Linked DNA regions of Homo sapiens: all the other regions are linked to region 6. A link is a loop called in an ENCODE intact Hi-C map of the cell type or tissue named here. Cell type or tissue: IMR-90. All regions are shown on one strand. Region 1 overlaps PDE4D (phosphodiesterase 4D). Region 2 overlaps PDE4D (phosphodiesterase 4D). Region 3 overlaps PDE4D (phosphodiesterase 4D). Region 4 overlaps PDE4D (phosphodiesterase 4D). Region 5 overlaps PDE4D (phosphodiesterase 4D). Region 6 overlaps PDE4D (phosphodiesterase 4D). Region 7 overlaps PDE4D (phosphodiesterase 4D).

The links. A loop is a pair of places that touch in the nucleus more often than their neighbours do. Peaks named below come from ENCODE experiments on the same cell type or tissue, not always from the same donor. Only the 100,000 strongest peaks of a DNase experiment are listed, where the experiment ranks them.
Region 1: it touches region 6 in a loop (9-fold over the local background); 47 of 110 quality-filtered maps call a loop at or near these places.
Region 2: it touches region 6 in a loop (7-fold over the local background); 101 of 110 quality-filtered maps call a loop at or near these places.
Region 3: a loop joins it to region 6, with 2.2 times the contacts of the local background. A loop is called at or near these places in 68 of 110 quality-filtered maps.
Region 4: it touches region 6 in a loop (8-fold over the local background); 87 of 110 quality-filtered maps call a loop at or near these places.
Region 5: it touches region 6 in a loop (6-fold over the local background); 52 of 110 quality-filtered maps call a loop at or near these places.
Region 7: a loop joins it to region 6, with 3 times the contacts of the local background. A loop is called at or near these places in 5 of 110 quality-filtered maps.

Annotation. Positions count from the first base shown.
Region 1 is chr5:59,797,860-59,801,859 of GRCh38, reverse strand. All of the region lies in intron 1 of PDE4D (phosphodiesterase 4D), which reads left to right. Among named protein-coding and RNA genes, the nearest start is that of PDE4D, 94 kb to the left of the region's middle. RefSeq lists an enhancer at 852-1,382. In IMR-90, a CTCF peak has its summit at 1,574 (motif pointing right); no DNase peak of the experiment used is centred here.
Region 2 is chr5:59,365,710-59,369,709 of GRCh38, reverse strand. All of the region lies in intron 1 of PDE4D (phosphodiesterase 4D), which reads left to right. Among named protein-coding and RNA genes, the nearest start is that of PDE4D-AS1, 330 kb to the right of the region's middle. In IMR-90, a CTCF peak has its summit at 1,738 (motif pointing right); a DNase peak (open chromatin) is centred at 1,719; H3K27me3 peaks cover 313 bases.
Region 3 is chr5:59,032,405-59,036,404 of GRCh38, reverse strand. The region is part of intron 6 of PDE4D (phosphodiesterase 4D); the gene reads left to right. Among named protein-coding and RNA genes, the nearest start is that of PDE4D-AS1, 5.4 kb to the left of the region's middle. In IMR-90, a CTCF peak has its summit at 1,818; a DNase peak (open chromatin) is centred at 1,794; H3K4me3 peaks cover 818 bases; H3K27ac peaks cover 1,502 bases.
Region 4 is chr5:59,379,123-59,383,122 of GRCh38, reverse strand. The region is part of intron 1 of PDE4D (phosphodiesterase 4D); the gene reads left to right. Among named protein-coding and RNA genes, the nearest start is that of MIR582, 320 kb to the left of the region's middle. In IMR-90, a CTCF peak has its summit at 2,471 (motif pointing right); a DNase peak (open chromatin) is centred at 2,512.
Region 5 is chr5:59,671,594-59,675,593 of GRCh38, reverse strand. All of the region lies in intron 1 of PDE4D (phosphodiesterase 4D), which reads left to right. Among named protein-coding and RNA genes, the nearest start is that of MIR582, 30 kb to the left of the region's middle. In IMR-90, a CTCF peak has its summit at 1,948 (motif pointing right); no DNase peak of the experiment used is centred here.
Region 6 is chr5:59,186,202-59,190,201 of GRCh38, reverse strand. All of the region lies in intron 3 of PDE4D (phosphodiesterase 4D), which reads left to right. Among named protein-coding and RNA genes, the nearest start is that of PDE4D-AS1, 150 kb to the right of the region's middle. In IMR-90, a CTCF peak has its summit at 1,572 (motif pointing left); DNase peaks (open chromatin) are centred at 1,561 and 2,241; H3K4me3 peaks cover 373 bases; H3K27ac peaks cover 202 bases.
Region 7 is chr5:59,722,663-59,726,662 of GRCh38, reverse strand. The region is part of intron 1 of PDE4D (phosphodiesterase 4D); the gene reads left to right. Among named protein-coding and RNA genes, the nearest start is that of MIR582, 21 kb to the right of the region's middle. In IMR-90, a CTCF peak has its summit at 1,951 (motif pointing left); no DNase peak of the experiment used is centred here; H3K27ac peaks cover 229 bases.

The DNA.
Region 1 (4,000 bases), 610 kb before region 6:
GCTGAGTTCTGCATTTCCTGTCTGAAGTTAGCTTTACCATAAGGATCTGGTGGGTAAGTGTTTGTTGTTCTTGTCATTAATTATTGGAACAGAGTTGTTTGGAGTAGATGATTCATTGTGGAACAAATCGTCTGATTTTGAGGGACATTTTCCATTATAAAATAATTATACATAAAAACAGAAGTATTGCTTTAATACTAAGATTTGTAACAATGCCATGTCATTCTGGTTGTAATGACTCTGTGTCTATTCCACTGGTTTGGAAAATAAAACAGATTGATTTCAGTCATATGAAGATACTTGAAAATAGGTTACATTTAATCAATTAGAAACTAGTTGTTTCTAACTTCACTAATCTTGTAAAAAGAATTAATTCCACCCCACTCCTAAAGTTAGTAGATAGATAGATATCACCAGATAAGTTCCTAAAATATACCTAGGAAATAGCTCTTTCTCAAATAATGATGGTGTCAGTAAGTCTAATGTAAGTCCATTTTATTTTACCCTTTCTTTAGGTTCTGCCCTTGTATCTTAGAATAATGAAATATGAAGTGAAATTTGGTGTCATGGTTTACCTGTAGCCATTTTATAATTTAGATTCATGGGTTTACATTACTTACTGAAACTACTGGGGAAACATTAACAACACAATAGGATTCCTAGATTGATAAACTTCAACACTCAAGCTATGACAGTTGTTCTCAGTCTCGTCTTTGATTCAATGTAAAAATTTGGACAAGTTAATTAGCTTTCTTTTGCTGCGTGTATAGGGGCAGGATAAACTTGAGAATTCCCACAATTATTCAACCCAGATCAAAGATATTTGTCTCAGGAAATCAACAATATTAAGAAAAATGGCTTTTTGAAAAAAAATTAAAAAAATGTTTAGCACCTTCAAATATCAGATTCACATCCTCATCATCCTCACTTAGAGATTTTAAAACTAATAGCAATTTTGTATGGCACATTTGCATTTACAATGCATTTTTGTACACATTCTATTTTCCCCTAAACCCAGGGAGACTGGAAGAGCAACAATTTACATATTTGCGTATTTTTAGAAAGTGAGTCTTAGAAAGGTTAAGTGACTAACCTAGGCTCAAACAGCCAGAAGTGTGTGGAACAAAGGCACCACACAGCTTTGCTGACTGTGAGCTCACTCTTTCTACTCCTCCAGCTATGCCAGCTATACAATAGCAACTTGTGAGAGGTGTTAGGTGTGAGGGATAGTAGGGGGGTAGGGGTGGGGAGGGGAAGAGGAAGCAAAGTCCTCATACTGATTGTATTTTTATCACTTTTCTAAAGGATTTTATGTTTTACAGCCTATTTGTCATTGGTGGAAATATCTCTACACTGGTGCTATAAACAGCAAAACATGCACTTGAGACTCCCTGCAAGCCCATCTAAGTTTTAAGGGTAATTGAGAATAGCAGCACTTGATACACATATCTTCATTTACTATATAGTGTGATCAATTATTTTCCCTGATACTAAGGGAAAATTAAACATCTTTTCATTGGTTGTTGCATTTCTTTCACGGTGTTTTTAATGCACTTTGCGAGCTTTTGTAGTTCTCAAAACTGGCCACTAGATGGTAGTGTTTAGTTAGTATTGTCGCACATGTTCCATTGTGGGAACTTTGATTCTAATAGGAAACATTTCATATATAATACTGCACTGAAACTGTTTCCCCAGTGGCTGAGGCACACGATAAAAACTCTGTGGCTTGAGCCTTCTTTTTCTTTTTTAATGACTAGACCTCCCTTCATTCAACACAGACCTTTCTTCCACATACTACTTATTCAGCAATTCATTTTTCTCCCCATAATAGTCTTTTTAAACACCCCACAGTGAGGGAGTGTTAAAAGTCCTGCCTTTCGTAGAATTTTGCTCTAAACTTCTGAGAGGTAAAGCAGATCTGGTGCCAAGATGATGTGTTCTAGGGAAGTACAAGGACAATAGACTTAAAGACCTGTGCTGCCAGCTTGTGAATAATTGAAGATTTGTATCTCGAAGTAAATTTCAGAGTACCCCTGTACTTCCTTGGGTATCTAAACCAAATAAGACAGAAGTTGTAGTTGCCTGGTATAGATACCACATTGCCAAAATTTTACAGTATTTTGGACAATCCAATAGATGTCTTCTCTCTGCTTTGTTTAAGCCTTCTAATTTCCCCAGCAAGACAAAGCAAAACAAAATTAATTCACACAGCCTGTTTGCATGATATGGTCCGATGGTTTACTATGCTATGTTTGTCATTAGTCACCCAAGCACAGAATCTAAAAGTCACTTATAACCATTTCCTGCCCCCCCATGACTGCTGATTCTTCCAAAACCATAAATCTCCTTTACTAATTCACTTGAATAACCAAACCTGCATTTCAGGTTCTCATTCTTTACACACCCAATAAAAAATGAGATGCCATCTGTTATTTTATTCATTAAGTCAAGTTCTGTTTCTCATGTTCTGCGGGAATTCTTCCCATGTGGTTTTACTGTTTGTTTCACTTTCTTCAATTTCCCTCATCATTACACATAAGCATTTATAAAATACCTCTTCATAAAATCCACTCCAGTCATTCTCTGCAGTTAACTCCAAGATCTCCAAGATCAAAACAGACCCCAAAGTTGTCAATGAAACTGTTCACTTGCACAGTGCAGGGGCTGGGGGTGTGGTTACTTGGGTGTGTGAATATGAACTTTCGGTTGTCTGAGGACAACAGGAAGCCTTGTTTCTGGTTGCTATCATATTAAACTTTAGTTAAGATTTTTATTGTTTATGAGATAGGGAATTTTTTCCCCTGGGGGTCAACTGGGGTCACCCTATTTCCTGAGGGCTAAATAAAATTGGCTGCAATCCCCATCGTACAGATTGTGAAAAGTTCTGCTTTCTCTCCAAAGCTTTTATGAATCCTTGATCACACCAGGCCCCACATCTCTGCTTCAGCCAAATTGGTTGCGTTTAGGAGTTCTCTCACAGTAGCTGTCATCATCTCTTTTTTCCATACCACAGAGGCTCAAGGTAGAACTGAGCCCCTTCCTTAGTTTTCCCAACCACCAGCCTTCCCTCTGCCCCAACAAAACAAAACTTGTTCACACATGGGATTTCTGCATTGTACCACACTTTACTGATGGTTTGAAGAAATGGAAGCAATGTTCACCATAATGTGAGAAGTGACTGTGTTTAGACTTTCATATTCTTAAAAAGTCAGTTACCCAGTGATTTCTATATGGAAGGTGTTAGCCTTTTGCTAGGTTTGCTTGGGTTTTTTCTTTCATTCCTACCCTTCCGTACCTCTCCTACTTCAAAAATTGCTTATAGGAACTCCAGATTTTTCTTACTTAATGGCATTTAGTGCTTTACGTCTCTCCTGCTCCATCCACCTTTTAACTCCCAGAACTACGCAAGTGCTCAGCAGAACAAAATGGGCTTTCATGTAATATTACCACAACTTGATAGAAGATATTTTTGGTTATAAATAGCTTTTAAAAAAAATTTTTTGGTGATTACATGTGGGTACGATGACTAAATTGAATTTTGCTCTTCGTCTCATACACACAAACACACACACACACACACACACACACACACACACACACACACAGGCATTTATATATAGAGAGAGAGAGATGGAGACTTGTTCTGTCATCCCAGCTGGAGTGTAGTGGTGCAATCACAGCTCACTGCAGCCTCAACCTCCCAGGTGCAAGTGATCCTCCTGCTTCAGCCTCCCATGTAGCTGGGATTACAGGTGCGGGCCACCACACCTGGCTATTTTTTATTATTTTTTGTAGATGCGGAATCTCCCTATGTTGCCCAGGCTAGTAACTCCTAGGTGTAAGTGATCCTCCAGACTCGGACTCCCAAAGTGCTGGGATTACAAGTGCAAGCCCCCATACCCCCAGCCTTCTGCTCCTATTTGACCTAGAAATTCCATATAGTAGCCATAGCATTCATTCATTCAACAAATAATTATTGAACACCTACTTGCAAAAAGGA
Region 2 (4,000 bases), 180 kb before region 6:
ATTTTTTAACATTCCCAGTGGCAACACTCCAACATTGAGGGTCCAGAGTTGGTGCTCATATACCCCAGGTTCCACATTCTCCAGTGGGACAGTCCTGAGGCATGTGTATATATGGTCCCACAAAAGGTCCCTGGGGAGATTGGGCCCCATCTGCCCCTGCTTATTAATACACACTGTATTAACTTTTCTTCCTTTGCTATCCCACTTCTCCATCACCTAACTTTGATTTCCTAGAATCGCCTTCCTGCCTCTTCTCCAAATAAACTACGCACTCCAATATTTTGCAGTCTCCCTGGAAGGAATTAAACCTAAGACTATTAAATACCCATATGTCAATCTCCAAGAAGGAGATTGATATACTATTCTGAAAACCAGGCAAAATGTCAGGGATGGAGATACAGTTGGGAGGCGTTAGTCTTTTTCACAAGCCTATTCAAAAGCCCATTGCACAAGCACTAGATATGTGTAGATTCCTACACAGACTTGTTACCGTCCTTGTCTGCCTCATGTCATCTCTTCCACATGAATACAATGATACTCATCAATGAATGCTCTGAACTTTCAGCAAAGGCCACAGTAGAATTTCTAGATAGTAGTAGATTGAGAAGTGATGACAATTTGATTGGAAGCTAAGGGATCTTGGGGACTTGTCTTGAATTTGCATTTACATAGAAAGCACATCGTTTTTATGTTTGACACATATTTATTTGTGGTGGGTTTGGAAAACCTTGTAGCGGTTATGGAGGGGCACCCCAACCCATCCTTTGGTGTTGCCATTGCTTTTTAATTATGATTTGTGCTAAGCCACACATTCTCATTTTACCTAGCTCAGGGTTCTAAGCATGTTTTTCATGATGGTTTGGTTAGGAAAGTGAGTAGCAATGAATGAGCTCCTCAATAAATACATAGCACAGACACTGACAGGCAAAGTGAAGTTTGTAATCACTTCCCAATCAATTGTTCAACTGAATGTGAGAAGAAATCATTTTCTCTCCTGTTTTGAGTCAGAATATCACATAAAGCACAACTCTTCCTGCATACATTGTATCATATTCCACAGTAATTTACTTTTTTGCAAGAAGTATCCAAAATTTGGTTTTTCCTGCTGAGCAGTTATCCAGATAATTGCAAATCAGTGGAATCATTTACATGAATAAAGATTTTTATTCTAATTAACGTGCTAAATCAAGCACACCAAATGTCTCTAATTCTTATATTACTCAAATGGCAATATTTTTGTCAGTGACTATCATATGAAATTTCAGGTGCCTAATGCATTTTCAAATGGCACTCATAAGCATACTAACGTTTTATAAATAAATGTCTCCATATTTTTAAGATGAATGGACAATTTTTGATTTTTAATGTAGTCCCCAATTTTCAATTTTTCAATTTTCATTTACCGAATGGAGAAACAGCATTCATCAGAGCAAAAGAGCAAGTTTCACAAGTCATGGGAACAAACATAGATGCTAATTTCCTATTTTAGGAAGTTCTTTTTAAAGTATTATCATTAAGAAGCACAACTCTGTGGAATATTTATGTGCACATTTAATAATAGAGAATTCGGATGTCAAGTCTGTGTGTTACTCATACCCATACATGCATCCTCAAAAAGCCTTGGAAGTTAATCCTCAGCTGATGAAAGCTAAGCAATTGCTCTGGAAGGATACTTGAAGTTTTTGGCTCTTGGGGTGAAGGTACAGTCACGAAAACCTCTCTTCACAAGAGGGCGCTGTGCAAACAGCTAGCTCCTCGTGAAGGAAAATTGCCTTGCAGACTGGCACGAAGTGGATTTCTTTACATCTATTAAGTGCTCTGCTCTTCATAAAGGAAAATTTCCTTGCAAACTGGCACGAAGTGGATTTCTTTACATCTACTAAGAGCTCTGCTTCTTTCTCTCTCTCTTGCTTTTTCCTTGCCATGCCTCTTCTTAGGCTCTGTAAGGCAGACTTCTTGTCTTCTCTAGTTATGCTTCTGCAAACTGCATCATGCTGATTCTATTAATGATTTGATTTTAAATAATACCATCATAGGTGTTAAATGATGTGTATGCCTATCTGGCTTCTCAGGACTTCTCTCTCACTACTTTACATCTCACCAATGTGTAAAATATCTATGAGACATCTTTAATTTAATATGATTCAAAAGTCTTTACTCTTGACCTTTGTTTGAAGTCTAATCAACTAAAAACCTAAAATTCCTGGTGGGAAAAAAAGAAACTTGACTACTCTAGTTTTTTAATAACATGTATTTCATTTATTCTGATTATAAAAGTCATCTTTATTTATTGTAGAAAATATAAACATTATGGAAAATAAAATTTAAAAACATCTATCATTCTATTACCCAGAAATAACTTGATCAACATTTTGGTGCATATTTTAATGAATAGATTTTTAAATGAGAAATGCTTTTCAGGAGTAATTAGATTCTACTTAGTATTGACAATTTTATAATATGCTTTTAAACAAAGTATTAACATTAACTTTTTTGGAAAATGCCACTTTCTGCTACTTATAGCTGTATTGGCTATTTTCTCAGAACTTCTGCTGTAATGAGTTTATACTAGAGTTGCAAATACACGTTCTTTGAATGTACTTGAGGAGTCGATAGTCTGAATCTGAGATTTTCCACAGCTCTTGGAGCACCTGAGAACACACTAGCTTCTTCCACGATTCTGCAGTACTTGCTCCTTCCTGATAGGATGCCTTTGTAAGCGTACAACTCCAAACATGGGCTGAGTGTTCAGTAATCATTTGTGTTGAGTTCTTCAGTTTCATGGAGACTAAAATTAGGTTTTCTCTGTCACTCTTGTAATGTCATCTGACCTTGACCTGCATTTCAAATTGCTGAGAAGTTAGCAAGCTGACTTTTACACTAGGCACATCAGAAATAATTGATTAAAAATAGAGTTATTGAAGTTGAATTTTTTTCATTTATAGAAAAGTACAATGTCTTGTTCATGACAAACAAGGCCTAACATTTATATAATGTTCATTTAAAATATATCAAAAGAAAACAAAATAATAAAACCCACAGAAAACCCAAAAACAACTCACCTATTAAAACATCTCTTGATTTATAAATATTATAGTTTAGTTTGTACAATATCAGTAACTGTGGAAAGCTCCCAATTATCTCATTCCCAAGTGCTTGACTGACTCATAACTTACCAACAATTTTCTTATTTCAGAGAATCCCAAAAACATATTACCTAGGACTAACCTGGAATAAAACTTCATGGTTGATAGCTTTTATCAATTAAATGGGTATTGATTTGGATAACTCATAATCTTGAGCATATCTTTAGATTTACTTTTTATCCTGAATTTATTTTTGTTAGTAAGATTTAGAAATTCAGATTTATTTTGTGCTTTATATGACATAGAAAAAAACAAATTGTCTTTCCTGTACAAAGTCCACCCTTCAAAATAGACTCCAGAAGAAAACATAGAGACTTATAACTTAGGTTAAACATAGGCACAATCCTAAATAGTATTCAGATGAGTCTTACCTGAATAATTGCTCACCTAATATGATAATCACCTGTTAAGAAGCAGTTTCTTAAATGTCACTGTTGGAATCTAAACAGTAGATACACAGGTGTTCACTGTAAACTTGTTTCAATTTTTCTGTATTTTTGAAAATGTTCATAATACCATCTTGGGGGGAAAAAGCCTCTTTTTGACATGGCAAGAACCATATTCTACTGAAACAGATCTTATATGCTCTATCAAGTTTATATTTTAGACATCCCTAATTCAGCTCATTCTGGACTATTCCAGGACTGATTGCCCTACTAAGGCATGCTTATTTTTTTCTTTATGTGTATAAGAAGGATTCAAAGGGACCGTTTGTCAGTTTTAATGTGTGAGCACTACTGATATGTTTTATTGAGAAAAAGCTTACTGCCACAGATCACAGAGATATTTTTCCGAGGTAAGATTCTTGCTGGTTTGCAAGTTTTGTAAGGAGGCACCAGGACCCATCTCTGTAC
Region 3 (4,000 bases), 150 kb after region 6:
TGTTAGTTTTATTACCATCCATTCTTTTTACATACACGTGTTCAAACTGATATTTTCAGTTTATTCTCCTTTAGCCTTTGAAAAATTATGACAGTTTTCTGTGTTCTCTCTTGAGGTTTTAAAAAATTTACTCTAATAGATTGAAAAGCACAATAAAAACACTAGTAAGAGATCAGGATTTTTAAATGGTGATAGAGAATACTTATTATGGAGATGGATTTAGGTATTAGGAAGGAGGAAACTGATTCCTCAAACCCATTTAACAAACTGGGTTAACACATTATTTCTGTTTCTTAGACTTCTCAATAAAAGGCATCTTAGCCAATTAGCAGCTTTTAAATGATGCTCTAGGAGCAACTAGCTGTATTTCCTGTATTGGTATTATATATGTTTCTTGCTTGTTGATGGCATTGAAGCAGGAAAATTATTGAATTCTTGGCCAAGGCTAGGGTTGGCTGTAACACATGTAGGATGCTTGTACCAAGTAGGGTAAGAGATTCCAGATGGCATTTAATTTGAGTGATTAAATCTATGGCATTTACCCTTATAAGCACATTAATCTGCCTGAGATTTGTACAGATTTCCTTTGGAACCTCATTGCTACAATTGAGGGTAATTTTAGTGAGGTCTCAAAGCTTTGGAGGCAGGCAAACCTGGAAGTTGAATTATGGTTTTGTTTCTTGCTAATGGAGTTACATTAGAGAAATGACTTCAATTTTTTTTAGCTTCAGTTTCCTTAGCATACAATGGGCACCATAATAACTATCTTGAAAAGTCAGTGTAAGAGTTCCAAAGAATATATACAAAAGAGCTAGCTAATATAGTATCTGACAATAGTAGGCACTGTATCTGTTGTTATTGCTATTATTTGGGTTTTAGGTCAAACTTCATTGGTTGCCTACGTGGCTAAAATGTCTTTTTACCATTCGGTTGTAATTTATACCAGACACTTCAAGTTTGATGGATTTTTATAATTCTTAGATAACTGTCTATAGCGCACATTTCTGTATCATAAAAATGCTTAAATTATATTTACAGTTTTTGTGGTATAATACAGACATGAACATTCTGAAGTTCTAATTAGAAGTTTAGGCTTTTCTTAAATTCCAGTTACAGAATGCCAGACAGAAGAGCTAACTAAGTACTTTTCCTGTTTTACTCTAAAACTGAAAATGCAGACCTTACTAATTTTTAGAACATGTGAAATGTAATAAGGGTTAGTGGTCAATGTGCCTTTTCAGTAAAACACCTTTTAAGCAGAATAGTTTCACCATGTTTTTGGTTACCTTTCTCTCATGGAAAGTATATTGAGGATGGGAGTCAGTAGAGAGGAGAGCAGGACAGCGGCCTGGGCCTCAGGGCTTTCAAGGATTATGCTATGGAACCCTGTAACGTTATCCTCTTGTGACCTAATAATGCACATTTCACCAGGCCTTCCCTGTAAGTTCAGTGAGGTTCAAAGGAGAAAACGAAATCATTTTGAGTTATTCCCAAGACATATCACTATAAAAATGTATTTTGTTTCTGCTCTAATTTTGGGGGCAGTTTGAGGTTTGGCATGGCTGGAAATGACTGTGTTTCAAGCTGAAAGTCTGTCTTGAAGTTAGAATCCAGACCCTTTCTAAGAGACTTCAGATTTTTCTATACTTCATTCCAAATATACTTAGGCCAGCTTTACAAATGTGGTCATGACTTCTTTATGGAATTTATTTTGTGTATTTGGCTTTTGGCAAACCTCTCTAGCATGTTTCTGTTGCCTATAAATTAAATTGCTTTGCTGGGTGCTTTGTCTCAGAGCTTTCTCTGGCTGCTCCCCCTACTGCTTTGTAATAGTCAATGCAGAACATATAGTAGGACTTTTTGTTGATGTATTTTCTTCTGGGCAAGAGGGGTGTTATAACAAATATAGGATCTTCATAGAAGTGGCTAAATCTTAAGATATTTCCACATTATGCAACTACAGTGTAACTCAACAGATATAAATGTTAAACTTTTGCTAAGAAGGAAACTAAGTTAATTGGAAAAGGCATGTTAGTTTTATAGAGAGAAAACAGCCTCAGTTGTTTTCTACATTAACATATTAAATCTTAGATTAAAAAAGTGTTAATATGCCTAAATACAAACTTTAAATTTCAAAAGAAAATATCTTCTATAATTATAGAAAATCAACATTTAGATGTTTTGAGTTCGATATCTGCTTTTTCATCTACTCAATAAAGGTAGATTTGGGAAAGATTTATGTAGCTTACATGTAGTACCTTAAAGTTAATATGAAAGATTGAGAATCCTATAATCACTGTTAGAAAAAATACTTTCTTTGCTTTTAAGTAATAATGGAAGAGGGAAACAATTTTAAAGGAAATTTTTCTTTCACTGAAAAGTAGAGCCCTTGATGTTACCTTAGCATAAAACTTAGGATTAAAACAAATCTTAACTTGTCTCTGTTGTCATCCGTTCAGTTCCTGTGCCAGTATTTAGTGAAAGTTTAATTATTCCCAACATTTAATTATCAAAAACTCCTAATTTTTAATTATTCAATAAATTAATCATTACTAGATAAATTTCTTTTTTTCAGTTACATTTTGACTTAATATTTGGGGTAGTAGTGGTAACTTCTGTCTGAGAGCATTATGAACTGTCTACGTTTTCGAAAAAAATTCCGAAACATAAGGATTGCCCATGATAAAAGAAGTATTTTTTCTAATGTTATGGGTAGATTAAACAAACTGGTATTTTTCTAGAGAGAAAGGATGATAGATAATGCTTTTGTTCAGTTTAAGAAGATTTCTGCGATAGTTACATAGACTGTAGCTATCACTTAAGATATAAATACATGATGGATGTGCAGTGCTGTTTATGTCATTATTTTCAGTGGATTCACAAAATATGTAGGGTTTGGTTTTCTCTTTTTCAGCAGGAGGGACCAACTCTTTTTCTAGAACTGTAGATTGCTGGGGTTAATTTTGTGATAGCGTAGCTCTAGTAGGGGAGCAGTTTTTACATGGCTATTTGTTGTAATAGTTTAATTGACACTGTTAGTCTGAGATCTTTCTAGAATGTAGAGAGATCAGTAGCACTTTATTTTAATATTCACATTAGTTTTGAAAGGCATTTGAAGAAGACTTTTTTTATTCCCTGTAACAGGGATTGGGGGGTATGCCTTGATATTTGCTTAAACAACAAACAATTCTGCTGCGTCCATTAGGAAATTAGTTAAGTTCAGTGACCAACTACAATGACAATAGGTTTATTATCTTTTACTCTTAGAGAATAGTTTATCTTTTATAAAGTATTTATTATTATTATTTAGTATTCAGAGCTTCTTGTTTTTGTTTTGTTATACTTTGTATGTGATAAGGATGAATGATATTTACTCCCTGGCCTGGAGTAGGCACCAGTGATACTTACAGCAGCTTTGTACAGTGAAAAGAACATAAATGTTTTTCATTAGGCAAACTTGGTTTCAAATTCCAGCTCTGTTGTTTCCTATCTAATATTTTGGGCAATAGGCCTTACCGCTCTGGAGCTCAGTTTTTTCATTTATAAGTGGCGATAATGAAAGGGGAAAATAAAATGAAAAAGTTATTGAGACCATTAGCTATAATGTATGTAAAGCTCCGTTTGGTGCATTAGCACACACTGGGTGCTCAATAAATTGCATGTGCTTGCCTGTCTAGAATATACTAAAAAAGAGAGATTAAGAAAAACTCTGTGTCACATATTTCTTGCAATGTAAAAACATAATATTTCTTAGAAGAAAAACATGACTTTTCTATTCTTTAAGAATTTACAGTCCAAATTAATGTTGCTCAAACTTTGTCATTTTTGAGACAGAGTCTCGCTCTGTCGCCAGGCTGGAGTACAGTGATACGATCTCAGCTCACTGCAACCTCCGCCTCCCAAGTTCAAGCAATTCTCCTGCCTCAGCCTCCCGAGTAGCTGGACTACAGGCGCATGCCACCATGCCCAGCTAATTTTTGTATTTTGAGTAGAGATGGGG
Region 4 (4,000 bases), 190 kb before region 6:
CTAGAAGATGATTAATATTTCATGTAAACCAACTTGGTCACACTATGAAGATGGAAATGTAAAACTTGTTACTTTTCTATCCATTATTAATTGCTTAAAGCTCTTCCATGCTTTAGATACCGCACTAAGCATTTATGTTTCAGCAAAGTATTGGCATAAAATAAAGCTTACAGGATGGTGTGAAGGCAATATTTTTTGAGTGTCTACAGCATGCCACAAAATGACTTCAATGCTTAGAATAATTGAATTACATAAATATAATGTCCCCATTTTATAGGCGAAAATACTGAGGCTCAACAGACATAAAATGGCTTGAGTTACCAGGCTACAGTAGAACTAGGATTTCAGTCCAGGTCAGTCTGACCCCAAAACCTTTTCTTTTTTCATTGTTTGGATTTAGCACCCCCAAAAATGTCTTGTAATGCAGATTTCCTGGGTCCAGGGAATTGTTTAAGTTTTTGTTCTAAAAACTTTCTTATGAAGCAGATTACATATGGAAAATGACCCTATGGACTATGAGAATTGGCCTTTAGAGAATGTCACTGCCAGCCCTGTTGGTATCTATAAGAACCAATAAGCATTATTTACAGAGAGTGATATACACAGTGATAATTAAGAAATAACTATATTTATGATGACAATTTTGCCAAATTTACTAGAAAAAAATAAAATATCCTCTGATTTGAGATTTATTGTTCTTTTCTTTTGCAGGTAAGTTTGGAAATTTTTTTTGCTTGTGGAATAGAGGTATGGTATCACTTTTTTCTGAATTTTATTTTAATTGCTTTTAACATTGAGCACCTTTCATAAGTAATATGTTTCACCACCCATTCGGTTGTTGTTGTTGTATATATTTGGAAAGTAACATTGTGGGTTTGCGTTATTTGATTCAGAAATTTTACATATGTGATTCCATATGGTAAATCTATGCAGTGTTTGTATTTGGGTTTGTGTTTAAATTATTTCTGTGTCAAGTATAAGGAAGAGGATTGTAGTGCGGGGTCTGTGTCAGGGAAATGGGGGACTGTAAAGAACAGAGGAAAGAATATGCATGTAATGAGAGGTTGAAAGGCTGAGAAGGGCAGCTCCAGGCATGTAATCTACAATGGCCATGAATGCATGTCATGAGGAAAAGATGCCTTTTCAGGAACAAAATAATCAACTGAAAACTGTTTTCATTCACTTTTCTAAGCCCCTAGTTTTTTGTTTTCTCCTATTATTGTGCAAAATTTCTGGCCAGACTATTGCTGACATGTACCTTTGAATAAAAAAAATGGCTGTAACTATTCTGAAACATGTTAAGTTAGAAAGCAATAAAATAGATCCACTTCCTGGAAAAAAGCTCTTATTAACTATATGTCAACTATTTCAGATAAGGAGTAGGAAGTTTCAGTAAAGCTTCTAGATACACAAAAGAGAGGATAAAATATTAGAGGGACTTAGAAAGACGTGATATTTGCACTGAGGAAAGAAGGTAGCCTGTAAGTTGACCACATAGGACCACGGCTTTATTATTGTGCACCGTGCTTTCATTAGTATATAAAAGAGGTGATTGTGTGAGATTTAAATCAAGCATGAACTTAAACTAAATTCCATATTAATTATAAACGGTATGTTTACTTTATTCAAAAAAAGATATATGTTTCTCAAAATAATTGCAAATATTATTATTAATTATATAAAAATAAAGAGGAATGAGGATACTAATCTACTCACCTAAGTTCTAGCTAAGAGATGAGGTAGCAAAGGAGGAAGAAGTTCTTCAGTTCCTGGTCTTGATGGGTAAAGCGATTTGATCTCATTATATTCTCTCCAATATAATCATATTAATATCGAAGTCATCAGAACGGAGTTGATATTATCAAGCTAAGTAAATATTAGAAAAATAAAAATTAACAAATGGTTTCACTAAAACTGCAAAGTTTGTACCTGGACCACAAAGCTAATGGACTGGCCTACAATGGTCTTTGTTTTAACTAGTATTCCGGGGGTTGATGGAAAGGGAGTGGAATTAAAGGGCATTGTAAAATGTCATGGCATCCAATCTAATTATCAGAGCTCTAGCTCCAGGGTCAGCAAACTTTTTCTGTGACAAGCCAGATAGTAAATATTTTAGCCTTTTGGGGCCACAAGAACTCTGTAGTAACTACTCAACTCTGCTGTTGCAGAGCAAATGCAGTTATCTGTAGACAATCTGTAATGAATGAGCATAATATGTTCCAATAAACTTTATTTACAAAATGAAAAAAAGTAGTGGGCAGGATTTGCTCTGTGGTAGTTTTCCAACCCCTACCTAGCTCCCTTTGAAATAAAAAAAAAATTAAGTAAACTTTAGAGATTTTGGAACAAGATGTATGTTGGCCCCCTTCAGATACAGATAAACACTTGGTCTAAGAATGAAATGTTGTTCAACTGGAGTTCAGAAACAAGATATGAACTTCTCAAAAGCTTTGATGAATTTAAACACTAGAGGGCACAAAAGGACATTTTTAAGTCAAGGACCTCTTGTAAACAGAACACTACAATTATGAGAAACTGCCTGAAGTAGAGCGATGTGACCTCAATGTGCATAATTTGTTTGAAATGTCAGCCTGTAGCTCTTGTGACCTCACTGACCACAAAAACTTGAAGTGGTTGACCACCTTCATGTTGCTGTAATAATAGCCACATGTCTTTCTTCTTTTTTTCCTACTTCTTTCTCACTTCTTTCTCTCTCTTTTTTTTTTTTTTTTTTGATTGCTTTTGGCCCTTTCATAAAATATGGCCAAAATTGAGGATTTATATGATGGGATTTTTTTTCATTTCCTAATAGTTTTTTTAATTGCTTTAGATTCTAATTTTCATGTGGTGAGTCCTATTTGTAGTAAATAAGTTATTTTGAATTATGTTGTGTCAATCTTTTATAAAATCATAATAAAATAATGCATGTTATTTATGCATATGATTTATGCATATAATAATGTATATTGACAGATGTCATCTGTTACATTGATTTATGAACTAATTTGAAAGTTTTATTTCAGAAAAATGCTTAAAAATCAGCAGAAGCTTGAAGCCTCAAAATTACTCCTACCCTTTAACACATGGACACAAAGATGGTAACAGTAGACACTGAGGATTCCAAAAGCCAGGAGGGGAAAGGGGAATAAGGGAGGAAACTCTACCTACTGGGTACAATGCTGACCACCTGGGTGATGGGATCAGCACTGCCCCAAACCTCAGCATCACGCAATATACTCATGTAACAAACCTGTACATGTAGCCCCTAAATCTAAAATAAACATTGATATTTTTAAAATCCTACCTCTTAATTTAGTAATTCTGCTTGTAGATATTTGGATTGTGGAAGTAATTTGGGATATTAAAATATTTATATTCAAAGATATTCACCGTAAAAATACCTATAATATTGAGAACCTAGGTATATTCTATGTATTTCACATGAACTAATGTTTAAATAAATTTTCATATTAGACCCAGCCAATAGAATCTTGTCAACCATTAAATATATTTTCAAATGACATTAAGTGATAGAGAAAATGGCTTATAGTAAACCATGAATGCAAAGCAGAATCCAAAAATTATGTACATCAAATCTCAATTGAATGTTAAAATTAGATGCGTAAATATATGTATATACATATAAAAATAAAGAAAATGAGCCAGATTTACAAGTTGCCTCTCGGTATAGATGATTTTTAAAAAAATTTAATTTTCTGAATTTTCCAAATTTCTATCATGAATATTCATCATTCATATGGTCATAAAAAATAAGTATTATTCAAACAGAAAACTATTTTTGCATTCTGACAGCACTTTTTTAGGTGTGATTCTTAGATCAGTGGTGCTAAAAGTCAGAAGGTTATAAGGAAATTATTTATGTATCAGGCAATCAATTTAAATGAATTATTGATTGTTACGCAGACACATCATTAGAGTCACTTTTTTAGCCCTGGGATGGGATGATTTGTCTCAGGTTTGGGTGTTGTGGCTTAGTTGC
Region 5 (4,000 bases), 490 kb before region 6:
CATTCACATAAAGAAACTTAAGTTCAGTAACTTGCTCAGGCTATAAAGTAGAAGAGTTAGGATTTGAACCCAGGTCAGAGGGCTCCAAAGCCCTTTCACTTTCCATCAAAAACATTTGATATTTTGCCAAAAATATCATGACTGTTTGTCCATTGCCATTTCATATCCTTCAAACAGCTATAAAGTGTGGAGAAATGATAACTTCATAACTCACGCTACAGCTCGCAGACACACTTAATTAGCTTAGGGACAAACAGTTGTGACATTATGAGTGGGAGTTGCAAGGCTGAGTTGAATGTACTGATGGGGATGTTGGTTAAAAACAAAAAGCCATTCTATTCTACATCGTGGCAATCTTTGTACTTCAAAAGTAGTAGTATTCTGAGACGTTTACTGTGTATTATAGATTTGAATCACAATTCAGCAATACTAGAGAAGGAGAAATCTACTTTTTCTAAATTTTCTCTACAGTGAAATAAAATGCTTTTGGAATATTTACTTGAGGAATGGGTTATCTGAATGTTCTCACTGAAACTCATTACACCGTATAGTGAAAATCTAGTTACAGGTAGTTGAAGTGTAGGTATAGATAGTATGTGATTCATAATGACGCATGTATGCCATGATTTACCTCAGTCACTGGACAGTAAGAATGTGATTAAGGAAGTTTCCTCTGCAACATTTCAAGATAAGTTAGCTGTTTTGAGCCACACAAATATTAAACTATGCATTGTGGCCAAGTGCCTATAATGCCAAAAGCACCTGTTTCAAATTGTGAGTAATATCTTATGTGTTACACTATTGAAATCTCCTTGTTACAGAATATTAATACTACCTATTGAAAAGAGTAAGAAATAAGAGTTTCTCATTTCCACCCTTTTGGATTTATTTCATCAAATGATGTGTTGATGAATAATGCCCTTTCTGTAAGATGGATAACTCATGGAAAGAAAGCCATTTGGACATGGATACTCAAGATTTTAAAGAATTTAGGAGGTGGCAGTGTGAATATCAAATAAGGTGCCACTTGTAGAGAGAGTATCTCAGAAAAGGAGCAGAGAATCATACAATAGAAAAGTGAAAAGCTGTTTCCTGTGGTAGATAGACTCTAAATAATGATTTTAGAGACAGACATAATAAATTAATTTATTGGTTCATTGAAGAAACATCCTGAGTTCCTATGACATGCTAGGCATTGTGCTGGTGGGGGCGAGGGTTGGGTGAGTAGTGGCGTATGGAGATGAAAAGATGCATCAGACATGGTCCTTGTCTTCATAGAACTTTCCACAGGGTAAAACTGGAAAAACCCTGCTGGGACAGAGTGGGCATCTATTCCGGCTTAGGCAAGCATATCTTATCCTATTGATATCTGTACAATATTATCCTTAAACTAGAAATACAATAATATGTTTTATTCTGACAATGAGGAATAATTTTCCATATTAAGGAATAGGTTAATCTCTAAATAGTATGCTATTTATTTTATCTTACTTTTTCCTCTGTGTTTTTAAATATTTAACAATTTAGGTAGCATCCTAGCAGGGCATCACTAGAGAAATAAAATGAAGCATTTTTAAGTAAATATATTTTACAGATCATTTGGAATTGTTTCAAAAACTTCATTAACTTTTAATGAACCAAAAATATAGTTCATTGGAATTAAATGTTCCATGTGAAGATATTTATTTCGGAAACTACATGACTAAACCAATGGTAAGTTGAAGTTAAAAAAGTGACCCCAAGAGAGGGACAATGTCATATTATTATTGTTATAACCCATATATGTTTAATAATGACCATGCAGGATGGTGCATATAGCAAATAACTAGGTAAAGTTTCTAGGAATTTTTATTCTATTTCTCTTCTTTCAATTCTAATGTATGGGCCAACTCATCATTTTAATACAGAGCTTTGAGAGAAAATGCATAAATGTAATTTTCTGTATGATCACTAGATGGCGCCATGCTTCCCTTAGAATGAAGCTGCTCAGGAATTTGCAAGTGCAGTTCTGAGTATTTCACATAGAAACCTGGAAGATGAGACAATTGTATTTCCCATAAGGTTTTGATTCACTAATATCATCAAAACAACAATTAGCACGTGTTACTTTGCATTCAAAAAGGGAGTAACGATTGGGTTTGTAAACAGTATATTGAAATAATCATTACTGAGGACAAAAGTGAAGCATGCCTCTAAGAGGTAATTCGGAAGGTCTCTTTTGCTTTCCAAAAACATACTAGTAACAAGGAAACATCTTATACTTGCTTGGAAAACTGGGTCCTAGTCAATGAGCTATGTCTTAAGGAATGGAAATACTGGCAAATGTGGTAAAGTTTACATAGCCATTTTCTGCAAACCAAGAAGATAAATTGCATTCTGCCTAGTCTTAGGCAAACAGTTGGGCCATTTACTGTTCCATCAAAAAAAGGATTGTCAGATCCCCAAAAGCACAAGGATGCATATAGAGTGTCCATTTAAACTTCCTGATCAAAGATATACACTCGTGAAGGTGGAGTGGAAGACTTCTTTATAGGAGTATGATTCATGTTTATAAAATTGGAGACACTTAGAAAGTTGAGTTAAAAGTGACTCAAAGGATATCTTTTCATTGCCCTTTTTATAGATGGAAAAACATGGATGTAGCTGTTTCATACAGCTAAGACACTAGTGCATCAAAACACAATACATTTGTGAGACATCTTGTTATGATTTCAAAGCAGTTTGTCAATAAATGTGTATGTTCAATGGTTACAGTTTGGGATGGTAAGACATCATCAGCTCAGAATAGTAACATCCTTCCCTTTATCTTTTTTATAGAACTTTAAACCTGGATGCAATTTTAAGATCATATGCATCATTTTTTCTATATGGTGATTACATTCTAGATAAATTAATTTGTGATACACTCTGGACTTTTTGTATTACATCAAGTTGAAGTTTCCTTTTGTGGACTTAGAAACAAAAAATTTGCAGTAATAAAAATGAAAAGAGATTATGCAAAAATAATTACTAATGACCATGTTTCTTAGGTGATGAATTTAATTGAGTGTTGGTATTTTAAGAATACGTGCATCAAGCAAATTATAATGTAACCAAATATCCAGAGATTTGAGGAGGAATATCAGGTTATTATCACATTTCAGAGCTGAATTTTTCTTCTTTGGTTCATTGACTGCATTGAATCTTTGTTTTGTGGGTGATATAAACTTTTTCATTTCATTCCTTGCTCTAGGAGTGACTCTGGGGAATCATTAGGTACATGCTTGTTGGTTTTCCATAATAATTATCTCTGAGCCCTAATGGTTTCTGGATTTGGCCTCTCTTCACTTTCTCCAACTTTAGGCAGGAGTTCAGAATGGCCTTCAGTTGCAAAGAGAAGTATAAATCCAACTTACCATCTAGTCTCTTTCTGTGTGGTCTTGGCAAATTTTTTAATCCTGGCTAGGCATGCTGTTACTGGCAGAAATGAGGTTCTGCCTCAACTTTAGCTCCAGCCCTGCCGTTAGCCTGAAGACTTTCCAAGATTTAGGGAGGGTCCATGAATATCTCATCTTCAAGAGTGTGCTATAGAGTTATCGAGCAACTCAGATCTTTTAAAAATCTTGAGTTTAGGAATCATACATTTAAATGTCAGTTCTCCTAGAAAATGAAGATTTTAATCCTTTAGAAAAAAATCTAGGGACAAGGAATTCTAGCATTTCCTAAAGATTCCATCATAAGTAGTGCTTTTAATGTAAAGGGTTTCTTTGAAAAAAATTATTTCTTTACTTTTTTTTTTTTTTTCCTTGAGACAGGGTCTCCCTTTGTCACCCAGGCTGGAGTGGAGTGGTATGATCATGGCTCCTGCAGCCTCTACTTGCTGGGCTCCAGTGATCCTCCCACCTCAGCCTCTCAAATAGCTGGGACTACGGGCTCACACCACCACACCTGTCTCATTTTTGTATTTTTTGTAGAGAAGGGGTTTGGACATGTTACCCAGGCTGGTCTTGAATTCTTGGGC
Region 6 (4,000 bases):
TAAGGTGTTCAAAGATCCCCTCCCAAATCCATCTCATCTTCTGCCTCTTCTTGAGAACTCATTTCTTTATGCCTGAGTCCATCTCCAAAACACGAATCATGGTTTCCAAATCATGGTTTCCTTTGACGTGAAAAGAGCAAAATCCTAAATTAGAGGAGAATTTAGGAAGCCGTGCAAAGATAGATTGCACTTTTTTGGCCAGGCTAAAGCCTGAAACATCTTGGATAGTAATTTTCAGAAAGGATCCTATAGTATCTCTCCATAGTTTATCCCATTGTCTAAAACACTGTCAGGGCTAGAAATTCTTGCTGGTGTTTAACCTAAACTCTTTTCCACCTCTGATTTCTTATGCTTTCCCCTGTAAGCTCAGAATCCCTTTGGTCCTCAGAAAAAGTGACAGCTTTAAATATTTTTCTTATTTCAATTGTTAAAGTATTCTCTTGTGTTTGTGTTGAAATCTTTTGGTGTGGGTGTTTCCTTAGCACGAAGGCTAGAGAGGAATCCCACTGGAGTGCACGCGGCAACTGACCTTTTTTTCTTGGCCAGAGTTCTTGGGGGCCAAGGAGCACTAAGGAGGCACAATGCTGATAAACTGTAGGAAACTCTTCTCTGCTGTCAGCTGCCTCCGGGCTCAGTGATCCCAGGATTTGTGACACAACTACCCTGTAGTAAAACTCTAAGTTGACTAGAATTTTCATGTGGAAGTGTGTAATGTTAAATGAAGTAGACTCTGATGAAAGAAAGAGAAAACAGGAAAACCCAAGCATTATGCTGGATCCCTGGAGAAACCCTCACTTCATTCAGACTAAGGAGATATCCCTGATTTGAAAATACAGAGGCGGGAGAATAACTTGAACCCAGGAGGCAGAGGTTGCAGTGAGCCGAGATCGCGCCATTGCACTCCATCCTGGGCAACAAGAGCAAAACTCCGTCTCAAAAAAAAAAAAACAAAAAAAACAAAAAAAAAAACGGGGTAGGAACAACTACATCTCTTTACCTTTACTCTAACCAAAATACAGCACCTGGGATACTTCTAGGATAAAAATGCAGTAGTTATTAATACTATAGAATATTACCATTTAGTTGGTAATAAAATATAACCAATATTCTCATATTCCTGCCTGTCCCTCAGCCACTTCACCCAGCAGCAACGATCTTGTGGCCTCATCACCATCCTCAAGCTTGCAGACTGTGCTAGGCCCTCCCTGCCAGGCTATGAAAGAAGATAGTCACCTCGTTTCAGTCGGTGCTAAATTTTTAGCTTTTCTTTAGCCTTAATTAATTTAAATTACAACTACTATCTTCTGGACATCTAAGTTCTTTTTAAGAGCGAACCATATAAAATTGTCTATCAACCTTTTCTGGTGTACAAACCAGCAATTTCATAGGGTTTAAACAAAACATAACCTGGAAAGAGGTTTTCTTTTCATAAAAATGACCTTTCTATTTTGTAAATAAGCATAACTTGACTCCAGCTTTTTCCGGAGGTAAAACCGAAGTAATGAATCTCTCCCAGTGCGGGTCGCCGCTTCCTCCGCCGCCAGTGGCACCTCAACCTCATGGTCTGTGTTTTACCGCCATCTAGTGGTAACAAGTGTATATGGTTATGAAAAACAATCCTCGAAACCATTTATTTTCCTCTTTTTTTTTAGGCTATGATGTTCAGCTGTTTAAGTGTTAAATGATAACCGTATTTTCCTGCTATTTTCAGTGATTCTTATTGTTTAATAAATGTTTAGAAGCACCTAAGAAGATCCGAGAGTAGTGTACGTAAATAACATTGAATCCTTCCCCATGGGCTAATACATGAACCATCTTTGTCTAAAATTTTTCTGTAAAACTACCAGTATTTCCTTCCTAAGGAATATATATTTCTCATCATTCCCAATGTAATTTTGACATTGACTGGCTATACTTCTGCTTGGTGGGGCAGAAGAGAAAGAAATGACCTTAATTTTCTAACCATTGAGCTCTGTGGAAGAAACGTCAGGGATCTTTTTGGTTAGCAAGCATTAAGGAGTAAGGACAACTGTAAAAGGAGCCTTAAAGCTTTGACTACAGTTCTTAAAGAGTCGAATTCAGGGGAAGTGAGGGCTGCCCTGAACAAAAGCAAAGAACAATGGAACTTTAACTTAGGGGCTTCAGTAAAACTGTTTATAGTTCTCCCCACAGCCTGCAGTAACAGATGCTCCCTCTTTGTGCCCTGCAATGCAAAGTGAAAGCTTAAAAGACTAACACAGTGATAACAGTGATGACGACACCAAGAGTCAGTCAGCGAGGCCCAAGACAACACCCCCTTATAAGATTTGTCTAGAAATGTTATTTACACTTCTGCCAATAGCATACATGTCATACTGTAGAAGATAATAGTTAACACCAAACATAAAATTTATAAAATAGTTTGTCCTGCTGCAAAAGAAAAAAAAACCCACACACACACAATAAATAATCTAATACTGGCATGCCTAGGAAATAATTTCTCTACAAGATTATTTATTGCAACAGTGTTTGTACAAAAACAACTTTAAGATAGAAAACCTAAAAGTTGATTGCTAGTGGCCAGGCAGCTGATTGTCTGAAGGAGAGACCGGAAGACAGATTCCTTTTTTCACTTTTTATTTTGAAGTATTTCATATATATAAGGGAATATAGCTTGTAATTATGTAAAATATAAAGAATAATACTAAAATGAACAGTTTAAGAAATAGAACAGTTATCAGTATTTTAATGTCCCCTGAGTGTCCCTCCCCAGGTTAATCTGTTTCTATTGCGTCTTTTCAGAAGTAATAATAATTTTGATTTTTATCTTAATCATTGAAGGGGAGACTTTTTGCTTTATACTCTTTTGTTTAAATTCTGAAGCATGTGAAGATATAAATTATACAAAAATACATAAATTTTAAACTAAAAACAAAGACAAAATAATATTAAATTAGATTACTTATTAAATTAGAAGTTTATTATAATAGAGGCAAAAACTCCTCTACAGAAATTTTTTCTTTGATGAACTAATTTTTCTTTTCATGACTGATGTTTCCCTTCAAATGATCATAGAAAATAAGTTGCCTGCATTTCTATGTCTATTTACCCAGCTGTCAACTGCAATGAACTTAACTATTATGTATTGGAATAAAAATCTCAGAATTCTAGGGTTAAAAATTTTGCCTAGGAAGGGGATCAATTAGCTGGTGCAATGATTTTATCTTAAAGTTTCCATTAGTATGTTTGATATTCACTTCTTAAAACATAAATTAAGCCTGCATGATTTAACGACAGTGGATCATTTATCCGATTTACTTCTGCATCATTCAAGATTTCATGCCTAATGAAAGACATCGTGGTCTGATGTCAGCAGTCGGCCATTTGAATACTCCATCATAGGCAGCGTGACCTTTCAGAGCCGTGGGTTGTTTATATGAGATAATGAGCCAGGTTTTTCCAGTGACTGAGTTAATCACGGTTGGCTTCTTAGGAAGCAGCATTAACTCCTTTAGGGGAAAATTCTCTAAGTCACTGTCCCAAGGCGTACACAGCTCTCCATTGACTTACACAAATGAATGTCAATTTCATAAACAGCAACAACAAAACAGAGTCTGGGACATTTTTGTCTTAGAAAAAAAATTAGACTGATTTTAGTCTAGGTCTGTGCCAGATGAAACATTTCTGAAAACAACTCTGGAAACTTTGAAGCAATTAAAACTTTGGAGACTCTTGAATTACCAATGCTAGGCATTAAGTAAATTTCCCAAGTGCATGCCAAGTCATTAAGTCAAAGGTAACGCTGCCATCATGGGCTAATATTGGCTGAATGCTTTCTATTTGCCAGGCACTGTTCTTGGCACCAAACCTGTCATTCCATATACTCCTCACAACAATTCTACGAGGTAGGTATCACTATCCCAGTTTTCCAGGTTAGGAAGCTGAGGTACAAAGAGGTTGCATATCTAGTCCAAGTTCACACATTTACTACATAACAGAGCCAGACAGTCTGGGTTGTTAG
Region 7 (4,000 bases), 540 kb before region 6:
TCAGCTCCAGCTGCTACAACAAAATACTATAATCTGGATAACTTACACAACAACAGATTAATTTTCTCACAATTCTGGAGGCTGAAAGTTCTGAAATTAGGGTGCCAGCATGTTTAGGTTCTATTGGGGGCCCTCTTCCTGGCTTGCAGTCAGTGCCTTCTGACATGGTGGAGAAAGAGCAAGCTCTCTGGTGTCTTTTCTTATAAGAGCACCAATCCCATCATTGCAGGCCCCACCCTCATGATCTCATCACCTCCCAAAAGACCCATCTCCGAATACTATTACATAAAGGGTTAGGGCTTCCACAAGTGAATTTTGAAGGGGACATAATTCAGTGCATAGCAATGAGTATCTTGTAGGCTTATGACCATATAATTTGAAGCTATGATTTATGTAGAAGTTGGACAAAAATGTTTCACATAATTAGTTATGTTCACATGATCTAATGCCTGAAACTCATTTTTAAATATGCCTGAAACTCATTTGTTAAAATTATAGTGTTGGGAAAAGAAGCATTTAATATTTGTTAGCATTGAACTTAAAAAAAATTAAACACATTGACTTTAGAGAAATGTATATGTTGAAGAGTAGGTGTGGATGAAATGAAAGAAGAGAGCTAACCCTTCTCAGTGCCAGACACAGTGGTGTGGGCATTAATAATTCAACCCTCATAGCAGTCCTTAGGGTGGTCTTAACCATTTCATGGGGAAATTGAGACTCAGAAGTTTACTAATTTGGCCAAAGTCACATAATTGTTTAGAGACTGATTCAAATCAATGTCTTCTTTATTCCAATCAATCTTTTAGGGACCTTATCTGTTATTTATATGAAAAAAAACAACTAACTTTAATGTTTATGGAGTTTGTTTAATTAAATAAAGCCCTTAGGATTTCAAATTGTTTCCTAAGTCCAAGAGATCCCAATGAGAAGGAACACAAAGTAATTTTTAATGATTTAAAGTAAATGCTTTAGACTGAAATGGTAGCTTCTTTTTAAATAACATTTCAAATTAGGTTTACTATTAACATTTACAAAGAACCAGGGCTATAAATCAACTTTATATGCAGTGCATTCCATTGATCTTAATAGTTGTATTTGCAAGCTGAGTAGAAGAGATTTACAGTTCTCTCTCAAGGGATAGATCTCCTTTTTTGGGCAATGAATATACTCCTTCAGAAAGTCCTCTTGCTCTTTTACGTACTCTTTTTTGCTTGGTATTTCAAAGGCTTTTTGTTATACTTTAAAAATATTCAACAAAAAGTCACTGAATATCTACAATGTGTTTATATCTTGGGTGTAATGCCTAGGTTAATAAGATGCATAGAAATATGGACCCAGTGCTACAGGCCCAGCAGTGAGCAAAACTCAGGGAAACAAGTGACACTAAACAGTGTGGAGAATGCAAAGGCTAAAGGCTATATGAGTCCTGGCATGAGCACGGAGGTATGGGCTGAGCAGCGCTGCCTGAGGAGGTGATGTACAAGTGGGTATTTATCCCCCCCGGGCAAACCAGAAGGAAAGGTAAAGCCAAGGAACAAAGTAGACAATGGAGATGGTGGGGAATGGAGGGAGAAGAGGAAAGAATCTTGGAGAGATAGTCAGTCTTAAGGTCCAATTAAACTATTTCATGGCAGCCATTATTATCCTGAATTTTATGGATGAAGAAGTGAGGTTCAAAAATATTACATAACTTGCCCTGTGTGACAAAATAAATGAAAAGCAGAGCCAGGTTCAATGAAAGTATGTTTGACTTAGGTTTTAAAATTCTAGTCATAAATGGCAATTTAATGTTGTTATATATTTGTATTGGGCTTCAGCAAAAACAAAAATAAAACCTCAAGTACACAAAAGCTCTAGTAATAGAGCCATGTTTGTGCAGTTATTTCCAGCAATCCTTGGAACCTCCAAAATTCTCCTCAGCCTGACATTATATGCCCTATGTGTCATTTCATTATGTCACCACCTGGTGGTGCACTCACACCCACTTTGGGAGAAAGGGGGTTAGAGAAGGGAGGACATCTGTGGACAAGCCAATAAAAGCATTTACTGGCATCGTGACTTCATAATTTACACTTTTATTTATGCATAATTAAGTATAAATAAACAAAAACATGTATTTTCTAACTGCTACCTGTTCTGTTTCCAGTCTTGCTTGAAAATCATCTTTCTCAAAAAACTACCTATCATGTGCTATGCCCATTACCTGGGTGACAAAATGATCTGTACACCCCTACAAAATGCAACTTAGTCATGTAATAAAGCTGCTTATGTTCCCTCTAAACCTAAAATAAAGGTTGGAAAGGAAAAAATAAATAAGATAAAAATTATCTTTCTCTATCAGAGTAATTTGACATCTTGAGGAAGTGATCCTGGGACTTCATATTCTTTAGGATTCAGGTGTCCAGATAATCCCAGAAGTAGCCAGCAATTTGGCCATTTGGGGTGTAGAAACCTTCATACCTAGGTTATTGTAATACCTCAGGCTATTCTCTCCAGGTTTCCAGTGATTAATTAGCTGTGAACCTCAACCAACACCTGACTCTAGAAGAGTCTTCAAATAGGTCCTAGAAGGACCAAGTAAAATCACCATCCCTCAATCCCTCAATTTTTCCTTTTTCCAAGTCAAGAATAAAAGAAGTCTGGGAAACATTGCCAGGTCAGCTTCTTTTTAAGCTCATGATTTTCTGCTACCTGAGGGAAGGAGAGAAGGAAAAAGAAAAGAAAAGAAAACCTCAATGAATGCTCCATAACCTGGATTTTAATCTCTCTTTCCCTTTTTGGGATAAAATTGTTTAATGTAATTAACTACAAGGAGAAAAGTTAACCAGTGGCTTCTGCTTTTGCTGAAAGCACTTTTTCAAACCCAGCTGTCATGTCAAATGCATTCAATATTAGTTTGGACAACTCCTTACGTGGGTCTCAGAATGCATCTCTAAAGAAAGTGTTTAAATATTTTTTAATGTGAAAACCCATATGGGTATTTTGGTGATAGGATTTCTTCTATGATTCAGGAATAAAGTATAATGCCCAAATAGGCCCTTGCCATTCCTATCAGGGACATTGCATCCATAATCCATTTTCCATATCCGTTTGTATGTAAATGAAAAGTCTCACACATCACAACTTCTGTTTTTCTCATTGTAGGATCGCCTCATCTGTATTTATCCACATTAGTAAAAATTATCCAAATCCCAGAAATATAACAATAGTCCGTATTTCTTGAGCATTTACTCTGTTCTAGGCTCTGTGTTAAATGCTTTGCATGTAATGTCTCATTTAGTTTTACCACATTCTATGAGGTATTTACTCTCCTTTTCTTATATGGGTAAGAAAACATGTTGAGTTATTCAGGTAATTTGCCTATATTCACATACTGGTCATGAGAAAACTAGAGGACCCAGGAGATTGAAGCCCATATTTCATCATTTGACTGTCCTAGGAAACGCCTTGTATACTTGTTTTTTTAAGGTATTCTGTCACCCAAGAACATTGAAGGTATATGCAGATTCTCTTTTCCTGTTCTATTCCACTAGACCTGAATATGAGGGATGAAAATTGCTTTGGTTTTGATGTGACTTCAGTACCTTCTGTATTTGACACAGAGGTGAGTCACATCCTGATCAGTGTTGAAAGCATTTAGTAAGATTATTAGTTTATAAAGAAGGCTGAACCATGACTATATAATAATGAAGCAATTGTAAAAAAATCAGAAAGCATTCACATTCATTCCTTGAATTTCCAAAAGCATTCAACAACAGAAAAAGGGCAAACACGTTTATTCCATGTATATATACTGAATTCCTACTATGCACCTTCAACAATAAAGGCTTTTGGTATATAGGAGTATACTGAGCCCAGTTAGATTCAAGTGAAATTCCTAGTAATGTCCTGGTATACAAGGAGCTTAAATGTTCAACATATAACATTGTTTCTTATGATAGGTTTCACCTATAAGCCCTCTAAACTGTTTGTAACTCTATAAGAAATAATTAATAAACCC